Regions from separate parts of the Homo sapiens genome. Here region 1 is linked to region 2. Evidence: read pairs that join two places in POLR2A ChIA-PET (ENCODE). Cell type or tissue: MCF 10A. All regions are shown on one strand. Each heading gives the region's core, and the rest is flanking DNA. Links, peaks and the distances in the headings are about the cores only. Region 1 overlaps C1orf116 (chromosome 1 open reading frame 116). Region 2 overlaps C4BPB (complement component 4 binding protein beta).

Evidence for each region. ChIA-PET counts read pairs that join two places held together with the same protein. Peaks named below come from ENCODE experiments on the same cell type or tissue, not always from the same donor. Only the 100,000 strongest peaks of a DNase experiment are listed, where the experiment ranks them.
Region 1: POLR2A ChIA-PET joins it to region 2 with 5 read pairs; 3 of 35 experiments call an interaction of 5 or more read pairs at or near these places.

Annotation. Positions count from the first base shown.
Region 1 is chr1:207,019,727-207,025,109 of GRCh38, forward strand. It overlaps C1orf116 (chromosome 1 open reading frame 116), which reads right to left. Exons shown (of 4, transcript NM_023938.6): 3 at 5,161-5,338; 4 at 1-3,754. The coding sequence ends at 2,232. Among named protein-coding and RNA genes, the nearest start is that of C1orf116, 10 kb to the right of the region's middle. RefSeq lists an enhancer at 1-1,020. In MCF 10A, for the core only: no CTCF peak of the experiment used is centred there; DNase peaks (open chromatin) are centred at 505, 1,975 and 2,625.
Region 2 is chr1:207,090,645-207,096,017 of GRCh38, forward strand. C4BPB (complement component 4 binding protein beta) reads left to right here. Exons shown (of 7, transcript NM_001017365.3): 4 at 1,000-1,176. Among named protein-coding and RNA genes, the nearest start is that of C4BPB, 4.5 kb to the left of the region's middle. In MCF 10A, for the core only: no CTCF peak of the experiment used is centred there; no DNase peak of the experiment used is centred there.

The sequences.
Region 1 (5,383 bases), core at 103-5,102, 71 kb before region 2:
TAAAAAACAAGGGAAGGGAGTCTCAGATTAAGAAAACTGGAGAAATGGGCATGTCAGTAGGATGAGGATGCCTAGTGGCAGGTGCAGGATGTCTGTGACTTTGTCGTGTGTGGGAGAAATGACCTTTCTCAGGATGTGGGAATATAATAGGCTGTACTCCTGATGACCTTGACCATCCTAATCACACTTGTGTGATGCCAGGGCCCCAGGTTCCACCCAAGTTTTACTTTATAGCTATTCCCAAGTTTCCCTATTAATCAAGAAAATTAATGAATAAGGAATAAGGTGATCATTCTTCAGGTTATGGGTTGAAATAGACACAGAAATCAACTCAGCTGAATATAGCATGTGGAATCAGTCCTCCAGAAGGCAGCTTTCTCTCTTTCTGGGGGTGTATAATAAGACATAACTTGGCCGGTTGTGGGAGTCCTCATCAGCCGTGACAGACCAAGTCCTCACCCATGGCCAGGAATGAGGCACAGGCTTTTGGATGTGCGTGTATGAGCAAACGTACACAGAAACCGCCACACCCACACCTCACATACCATGACAGGGTGGAGTATTTGTTGTCCTTATGTTAACCTTGTCACCGTTTTCAGAAATTCTGGGCTTTGATGGTGCTGCGTCCATCAGGACACAGTCCAGAAATTCTCAGCAGCCTTAAAAGGCACCTTTCCAGCAACATTCCCTTCATCTGCCCCTCACATCTGGGCATCCTGGACTCCAAGCAGTTCACAACCATAAGTAAGATTTACTTCCTAAGGGGAAGCAGGAGTCATGTCTGGCCATGTCTCACCTCCAAGCTTGTATTTGCAAGCCCACACCACCCACCCATAATACCCTCTTTCGGCATTTGCTCAAGCTGCACAACTTGGTCACGGAATTTGAGGGGAGAGGTGTTCTGGTTAATGATGAGTTACCATATAGCTATCTTCCAAAGATAAAATTAAAAGCCACAGCAATAACTATTAGTTTGAACAATATTTAATCTCTGATGCTTCAGAAGGCACTTTGAGATCTTGAAGGGCCTTAGGGTTGAGTCTTTGATGGTGACTATGGCTCCTTAGGGTGCTGTGTGGATGTACAAGAGCACTGGCTAAGGAGAGGTGGCAGCATGCAACAAGGGTAAGAACCTCAGCTCTTTCCCTAAATGGCAGGCTGACCCGGGGTTAGTCACTTCCCTTCCCCAGCAGCACTGCGTCAGAGCTTCTCTGAGGCCCCTCTTACCTCTGATATTCTATTAAGACTGGCAGAGGATGTATTGTGTGGGTTTTCTATCACTGGAACTGAGAAAAATTTAAAACTACCTGCATCAGCACAGAGAAGATCTGAAACGGTTCTTGGGTGTTTATAAAGCCCGTGGGCTGGGCTCCCATCTTGATGTCAGCCCAGCCCTGGGGTCAGTGCAGACTGAGATACGGAGCAGGAAAGCAGGAAGAACGGGAGTAGCAGAGTCAGGGACGACAGCACAGTTGGTGATTGAATTTATCAAGCCTGTGGAGAAGGACTCTCCCTGGTGGAGGTAGTGGCATAAATATGTGGTCACTTATCCTGCCTTCTCAGACCAACAAGAGCTGTTCTGCTATCAATCAACCGAGAGATTGGGTTACAGGGACGTATCCTGTCTTTGGGACTGGTGATACTGAGAGGGCAGTGGGTGAAGAGATAACGAATCAGCTCCTCTTAGCCCAGGCCTTGTCCAGAAGGCTGGAACTGAGAGAGGGATCTGGCAAGGTATGAGCCAGTCTCCATCCACTGTAGGGATTCCAGGAGGCCCATATTTCATGTGACCCTGCATTTGCTGGATGTGACTTTTTTTCAAGTCATTGACACGTCCATTGTCTCATTTGACTTTTTGTCTCAGGCATGGCCAGCCCCTTCACTCAGCTCTCACTAGGCTGGACTCTACCCAATGTAAGAAAACATCTAACAAGAGCAAAATTCTGAACAGTGACTCATTGTGTTATATCAATAGCTTCAGTGATGTATCCAGCGGCCCCCCCTCCACACACACACCAAACACACACACACACACCCTCTTGTGGAGATCACCTTCAGAATGATCCACATGGGAACTCAATGGCACAACACTGAATATAAATGTATGCTTGGACTCAAATCTCTCCCTCCCATTCATCTTGAGCCCTGAGTTGCGTGGTGGCAAAGGCTCCCAAGTGGAGCATGTGTCTCTTCTTGTTCAGCCAGGACAGGGTCTGTACTGGTCGCAGAGTCTACTCCTTCAACAGTCCCAGCTTCTTCAGGGCCTCCCTTCTGTGTTCATTGGGGACACCCTTTGGGGAGATCTTGACACTGACACAGGGGGGGCGAGGAAGCTTGTCACGGCTCTGTCCTTGGTAGGACAGGCGCTTGGAGCTCTGCTCCTGCTCCAGGTCAGCCAGCTTGCCTACCTGGATACCTGCAAAATCTTTCCCCGTGCCCAGGGAGGCCGGGCGGGGCCGAGAATTACGTAAGACACTGGGCGAGATCTTGTCCAAGAAGGAGCCCTTTCCCAGAGAAGTGCTGGTTTTGGGGCTGGCATCTTTCTCAGTTGAAAGGTAGCTGCTCAGTCCCACGCCTGAGCGCTCCAGAGTGTTGGACTTGAAGTTCATCTGTCTCAGGCCAGGGGTGTTGCTCTCCTGGAGAGTCAGCCCTGACTCTGGCTTCGGTGGAGTCAGGGCACTGTTTGCCCTTGGGGCCTTAGGGATAGAAATTGGCATAGATTTGCTAGCTGCAACATTGCCTGGAGCTGGAGACTTCATTGGCAAAGGTCCCTGAGCTGGACCTGGAGCTGGAGCCGGAGCTTGAGCCAGAGCCTTCCCAGCAGCAGGAATAGCTGCTGAGGCCTGGGCTGGAGCTGCAGGCTGAGCCAGACCTGGAGCTGGGGACAGATGCTGGGCCCGTGTCTCCTTGGGTCTGATGGAGCTGGTGGGCTTACTTAAGTGGAGTCCAGGCTCATCTTGATCCTGGGGTAGCCCCAGCTTCTCTAGAGCTTCTTTACGTGCTTTTCTCTGCTCTTGCAGTGAACAGGAGATCAGGCCAGAATCTCCAGGGGCAGCCTCAGTGTGGCGGGACAGCCAGTGCTGGGGGTCACTGTGGAAACTGCTTCGGCTGCTCTTCAGAACAATATTAGGTGGCAGCTTCCGGGGCTTAGGGGTTGTGAGGGGAGCTAGTCGGCTGTTTGGGTCCTCCCCTGATGAGAGGGGAGCATCTTCAGCTCTTGCATTCTGAGGCAACCCTGCAGGAGGAGGCTGGGGTTGTGTGTACCTGGTTGAGACTGTTTCCTTGGCTTTTTGGGACATGGCTTCTGAAGGAGTCTGCTCTCTTTCCTGGGAGCTGGATGGTGTGTGGAGCTGGGGTGTGTGGCCCTGCTGTCCTGGCCCCTCGGGCAGGCTGGCTTCCCTACACTGCTCTGGCTGGGTGTCCCGGAAAGCTTCTGGCGGAGGGATGAGCACCACGTCCAAGTCAAGGGCAGCCTCCTGGGGGCTGGCAGGTGCCTGCCTGGGTTGGCTGCTCTGGCTGACCTGTTCTTTCTCAGGCTCTGGCGCAAGCCTCCCCGGTTCTCCAGGGTTGTGACTGCTAGCCTGGGTGGTGCTTTTCCTGAAGTTCTGGCTTCTGGCAATGTGGATATTCCTAGGGAGGCTGTAGGAGCCAGACCTGAGGCCTAGGCCCTGGGGCTCAGGAGGGTGGGATGAGCTGGACTCAGTTACTGTCCTTGGCGTTCGTCCTTGCTGAGTGATGGTCTCCTCTGGACCTCCTGTGAGGGTCAGAAAGAACATAAAAGAGTGGACAGAAAAAGAGTGGACAGAGGTGAGGGCCCTGCTGCAGAGGGGAAAGCAATGACTTCCTGAACTCTGATCCCAAACTAGCAATGAATGGGTTTTATTTTGCCTTGTTTTCTTTGCTTTTACAAGAGCAGCACTTTTGTCTGGATATCATTTAGACTAATAGATCAGTAATAGCAGATCCAGGGCCAGGCGCAGTGTCTCATGCCTGTAATCCCAGCACTTTGGGAGGCCAAAGCAAGTGGATCATTTGAGCCCAAGAGTTCGAGACCAACCAGGGCAACATAAGAGACCCCCATTTCTACAAATAATAATAGCATATCTTTTTTTGACTGAGAATTAATTTTTCATGATGGGCGGCAAGAGAGTGACCCCTGATTGCTCTAAGTTATTGACTTGACCTCTCCCCAGTTTTCTACAGAGGCACCAGGGTTGGAGATAAATTTGGGACAGTTCCTTCTAGCTATTTTGGGCCTCCCAGATAACTGAGCCCAATGCAAGCCTCTGAATAAGTGATTTGCTCTTGATTCAACCAGGCTTCTGCCTTCTACTTGCACTTTCTATGAGCATGTGGATAATTCTGTAATAGCCATAGTGTCCCCACACCAGAAAGTGACTCCTTTCCTTCCAGTGAGCTAGGCAGGTACATCAGGCCCCCTGGGCCAGTGAATCAGCCTCATGGAGCAGGAAAGCCCTACGTCCCCATTTATAGCTCTAGCTCCAGGGAAGGTCTAACTACTTGTTAATAAATATTTGCTAAATGAAACAACACAAAACTGCAGCCCCAATACCAGCGGGACTGTCCTCAGGAGTAAAAGGTTTCTCACACCCTGGGACATGTGGCCCCACAGTCATGGCCACACTTGTGTGTTGTTTTGTTCCCCTTCTGCTGAGCCTGAATACCACTGGCTTTCCACGCTCTCTAACGAGGGCCTTGAGGTACTTCCCACTGCAGCTGGGGAGCCCTTCCTTCTCCTTATCTCTCCTACCCTTGTCCTCTGTGTCACCCAGATTAGCTCTCTAGACTGACTCAGTCTCTCCAGAGCCAACCACCCAGCCCTCCCTGACTCCCTCCCCCGCCTCTGCGGTCATATCTCTTTAGAATTTTTCCACAGGAGAATGGGAGCTGGTCAAACCCCTTTCCCTTCTAGAGCTCTGATACTTCATAGACAGACATAGGAAGCTGGCTTGCCAGGGGTCCCTCCTTCCCTCCAGGGACAAGGCTCTGTTCTAGCCAGGAGAGTGGTGAGGAGTGTGGCTACACCTTCTTCTGCCTGTGACCCTTGGGGTAGAGGGCAGGCGAGGTAGAAAGTGGCCGGAGGGGACATATTGATTTTCTGGGTTTTGCTGGGGTTCCACCCCAGAGGGTCTGCCTTACCCCGGGGAGTGGGTTGGGTTATGGGCAGTGCTCGGAAACCTCTGGGAGTTGTGGCTGGCTCAGACTCGTCAGTGGACAGTCCGCTGTCAGCCTCCGTGTCCAGTGAGCCAATGGTCTCCTCCAGGAAGAGCAGACACTCCTTCTCTTCAGTGGACAGGAAGTCGTAGCTGCTATCACTCTGTTGGGTTTGGGGTTGGGGGCGGGGGCGGGGAGGCGGGGGGGA
Region 2 (5,373 bases), core at 1-5,000:
CTCTATGATCAGATCTTGATCAGTATTAATTCAGTTGAATTAACAGAATCAATTCCCTCTATGGGAAAGAAATAATTTCTTCCAGATATTAGAACTAATTTTTTTTTGCTATAATTTGTTTAACCTTATATTGCTTTAAAAATGTTTATGTTATGGAAAATTTAAAATGTATACAAACGACAGAAGAGTCAAATTCACTCATATAGACTCATCACATAATTTCATCAATTATCCACACATGATAATCTTGTTTCATGTATATCCTCTTTATTATTTTGAAGTAAGTGCATTGTATCATTTTATTTCACCTATCATATAACTTTTGAACTGGGAATAGTTTGTATTCTCAGTTTACCAATGTGATAATTGAGATCCAGCTGACTTGCTCAAGGTCACAAAACTCATTTCTGGTATCCTCTGTGGAGATGGGGAATAATTAATCCATATCCTATTTATTACTATTATTTTTTAAAGAATAGTTGCATTAGTTCTCTTGTATACCTAGAGTAGAGCACACCGATATTATTATCCTTCATTCATATAACCAAACTCATATATCCCTGTGCATTCTCTCCTGTTTTTTTCCATGCCATGGGAAAAAGCACAACAAAATAAAAAATGCTAAGTAAGTGTATATTTGGCTGGTTGAAAGGGAAGGAAATACTTGCTTCAAACATAGTCTCACTATTTTGAGCCATGCTTAATATAACAGTACAATAAACATACGATTGGTAACTTTCAGTTACGTGATTAATTACTTTCAGTTGCCAATTCATGTTGTTCTTGTGCATGACAAAGCTCTTTTGGGCTGTACTTAGGTCAATCTCCTCTTTTTTTCATTCTGCATTGATATGGTAGTACCATGTACTTCACTCAATTAAAAATGTGCAGTATTAACTCTAATTTGCTGTTTTCTCACTGAAGACTGAGGAGGTCTGGCCTTTGCTGTGTTGGGCTTCAGCTTTGCCCTTTCAGCTTATTGCTTATTTTCTTCTTCAGTGGGCCACTGTCCTGATCCTGTGCTGGTGAATGGAGAGTTCAGTTCTTCAGGGCCTGTGAATGTAAGTGACAAAATCACGTTTATGTGCAATGACCACTACATCCTCAAGGGCAGCAATCGGAGCCAGTGTCTAGAGGACCACACCTGGGCACCTCCCTTTCCCATCTGCAAAAGTAGTAAGTACAAGAGAAACCATCAAGGATCCCCAAAATACTGATTAGTAGTCTAAACTTAGACATTTGCCACATCCCTGGGATGCTTTTCTCTTTTTTTGTATCAGAGACAGGCTTAAGATCTAGCAGACAGCCATGAAACAAGTGGAGCTCACAGAACCAAATCTCACCTCAAGAGAATACATTCCATTGCAATGAACAGCATCCAAAGCACACATTTTTCCTTCTCAGATAGGGGTCCTGTCCTACTAGGTGTAATGTAGGGTAGTTTGGAGCATCGACTATTTTATTTCTTAATTTCAAGACAGTGACTTTGTTTGAAAAGTAAACACAAAACGGGAAAAAGATCATAACTCATCTATTGCAAAATTATCTACAAGAGGCTAAAGACCCTCTTTCTATCACTACAATTCATATCTCTCAGAGTTAGTAAATTGGGTGTGTTTATTTCATGACTTTTTCTTATGTTTATACAGACATTTAAAACAAACACACACAAATAAAATATTTAAATTAAATAAGCATTAAATGCCATTTTGTGTGTATGTATATATATAAATATACCTATAGAAAAGGGACTTGCTATACATATTTTTAAATTGCTTTTTTTCATGTAACTATATACATGGCCACTTTCCTACACCAGTCCATGTAGCTCTATTGCCCGCTATTTAATAACTGCATATGTGTATGTCATAATTTATTATATGGCTCCCATATTATTTTAATATTTTTTATATTTGGAACAATGCTGAAATGAATATTTTATACACACACATATTCTTATGTCTACGTTGTTATTTCTTTCTTTCTTTTTTTTTTTTTTTTGAGATGGAGTCTTACTCTATTGCCCAGGCTGGAGTGCAGTGGTGTGATCTCGGCTCACTGCAACCTCTGCTGCCCAGGTTCTAGCGATTCTGCTGCCTCAGCCTCCCGAGTAGCTGGGTTACAGGTGCCTGCCACCACGCCCAGCTAATTTTTGTATTTTTAGTAGAGACGGGGTTTCACCATCTTGGCCAGACTGGTCTTGAACTCCTGATCTCGTGATCCACCCACCTCGGCCTCCTAAAGTGCTGGGATTACAGGCGTGAGCCACCGCACCAGGCTACTACATTGCTATTTCTATAGGATAGATTCCTAAAATGATTGCTGGATCACAGGATGCTATTATTTGCAGAATATACTTCAAATATCCAAGAAAGTCTACTAAAATATTTAATATATACTTGGACACAAAATAAATATTGAAAAAAATCAATGTTTTCATTTTCTATTAATAATTGTTAGTTGAATTTGAAATGTAAAAATAATTCGATTCACAAGATCTATATGAAAATTTACTGAAAGATATAAAATAAGACTTGAATGAAAGAAAAGACATGCATGATCCTGGATGGGCAGACTTACTATTACAGTGCAATGCCTCCCAGGATTTTAAATTCAAAAATATGAAAAAAACATTAATTAAAGAATCTCATCCAGTAGGATACACATCTAACATTGTAAATATTTTTGGGAAAATGATGAATGATGTATACATTTGACTGGATCAAAGGGAAAGGAATACTTGCCGTATTAGATAGTAAAAAATACTACAAAGTTACTATGAGCACAATATGGCAAACTGTAGGTACTACAAATTATATATCATTAAAATAGCAAAGTATAGGTACATATAAGTAGAACAGATTAAGTCAGGAGGAAAAGTCTATTCAATAGTGATGGAATAATTATCTATTTGGAAGAAGACAAAGTTAGGGCTCTAGCTCACACCATATTCATAATACATTCCAAATGGATTTTAAATATATAACTATAGAAAGCAAAATTATTAAATCATTAAAAGAAAACATGAGATAATATATTTATTACATTGGGATGGGGAAAGCCTTCCTAAGCAGTTTCATAAAACTCAGGAAGTCATAAAGGAAGAAAATGGGCAGATTTAATTAAATTTTTAAAAGAAAAACTTCTACATACTAAAAGACATCATATTGAATAAAGTATTTGCAACATATTTGATGGTTAAAGAGTTAATGTTTTTAATAAACAAAGATCCCCTAGAGATCAGTAAGGAAAAAAACAACCCAATAGAAAATAAGCAGTTGGGTAAGGACAGGCAATTCCAAAATAATGGCCCTAAACAGCACTTCTATCTCCTGATTATATGAAAGGATATTGAACATTACAAATGATTATAGAACTGGAAATTAAAATTAGATATACATCTTTTACTGATCAGATTAGCAAAAAATGAAAAGATGGATTTAATTTAATACTATTCATGACCTGAGGAAATAGCCATTTACGTCAGTGAGAGTGTAAAGTGCTATCACTATTTGGATGTATTTTGGCAGTAGCTACTAAAATAATAAAAGCCAGGCGTGGCAGTGCATACCTGCAGTCCCAGCTACTTGGGAAGCTAAGGCAGGAGGATAGCTTGAGTCCAGAAATTTGAGGCCAGCCTAGACAACACAGTGAGGCCTGTCTCTAAAAAAAAAAAAATGAAAAAGAAATAATAAAGACAGGCAGTTTAAGAGCACAAACTATATATGCTCTTACATGAGGGAATTTGGGGTTATTTAAAACTTGCATACATACTATTATATATACAGTTAAATTACATGCATATAATAGCATTTTATGTCATTAGCTTGACACAAGTTTAAAGTATTTCCTTATTTCTTCCAAACATTTTCTGGTTTACTCTCTTTTAATTCAGTAGTTTCTATCCTAGCTCTTAACCACAGGATCCCTGTCTTTTTATGTCACTTCATTATCTAAATCTAGGATGAGCTCCCTAGGTTTCTGAATAAACCAGATTCTTTCTGTTTATTCTGTTTACCACATCATCTCCTTCCGTTCAAAATTGTACTCATAAAAGTTACCAGAACTCTGGTGGACTGGAATCCCCCAAACAACTCCTGGAAATTCTTCTTGCTTTCCTCTATTCAGCCTTTGAGCTCAGTCTCTGAGCTTTAAAAAATTACAGTGTATTAACTGCATAAGTAATATTAATACACCTTTGTTGTAGAAAAATATAGAAAATAAAAGACGAAACCAATTACATACAAGCCATCTAAGGATAAGGGCATTAAGTATTTTGGCATATAACTTTCCATACTTTTTTCCTGTGCTTATGTATGTGTAACCATGATTTACAAAAATAATATTATACATGCTCTTTCATCATCTGCTGTTTTTACTCAACCATTTGTTTAGAAGATTTTTATGTTTCAGTAAATATACACCCACATAATCATTGTTAGCCACTATTTTTGATCGACATGTTTAGTGTCCTGTGGTCTCAGAGCTGACTGGGACCTTAGAGATGATATTATTTAACCTGCTTATCTGATAATATTAGGAAGGAAGCCAAGAGGAGCAAAATGGCTTTAGTGCTACATAGCTAGTGGAAGAGCCAGTATCAAGACTCACAACTCCTAACACGTCATCCTGCTTTCTTTCCACAGTTCCACAGACTCGTCCTCTTCCCTTCCAGCCATGTTCTCCCCTATTTCTTTTTCTTTTGAGACAGAGTCTTGCTCTGTTTCCCAGGCTGGAGTGCAGTGGCAGAATCTTGGCTCACTGCAACCTCCACCTCCCAGGTTCAAGCAGTTCTCATGCCTCAGCCTCCCAAGTAGCTGGGATTACAGGTGCGCACCCACGCTGGGCTAATTTTTGTATTTTTAGTAGAGACTGGGTTTCACCATGTTGGCCAGGCTGGTCTCAAATTCCTGACCTCAGGTGATCCACCCCCTTCAGCCTCCCAAAGTGCTGGGATTACAGGTGTGAGCCACTGCTCCCACCTTCTCCCCTTTTTCTGATACTCTCTTTGATATAGTTTGGATGTGTGTTCCTGCTCAAATCTCATATTGAATTGTAATCTCCAGTGTTGGAGGTGGTGCTTGGTGGGAGGTGACTGGATCATGCGGGTGGATTTCTCATGAATGGTCTAGCACCATCTCCCTAGGTACTGTCCTCATGACAGCGAGTGAGTTCTCATGAGATCTGGTTGTTTAAAAGTGTGTAACGCCTCCTCCCTCTCTCGTTCCTGCACCTGTTATGTGAGATGCCTCCCTCCCCCTTTGCCTTCTGCCATGATTGTAAGTTTTCCGAGGCCTCCCCAGAAGCCGAGCAGATGCCAGCACCATGTTTCCTGTACAGCCTGCAGAACTGTGAGCCAATTAAACCTCTTTT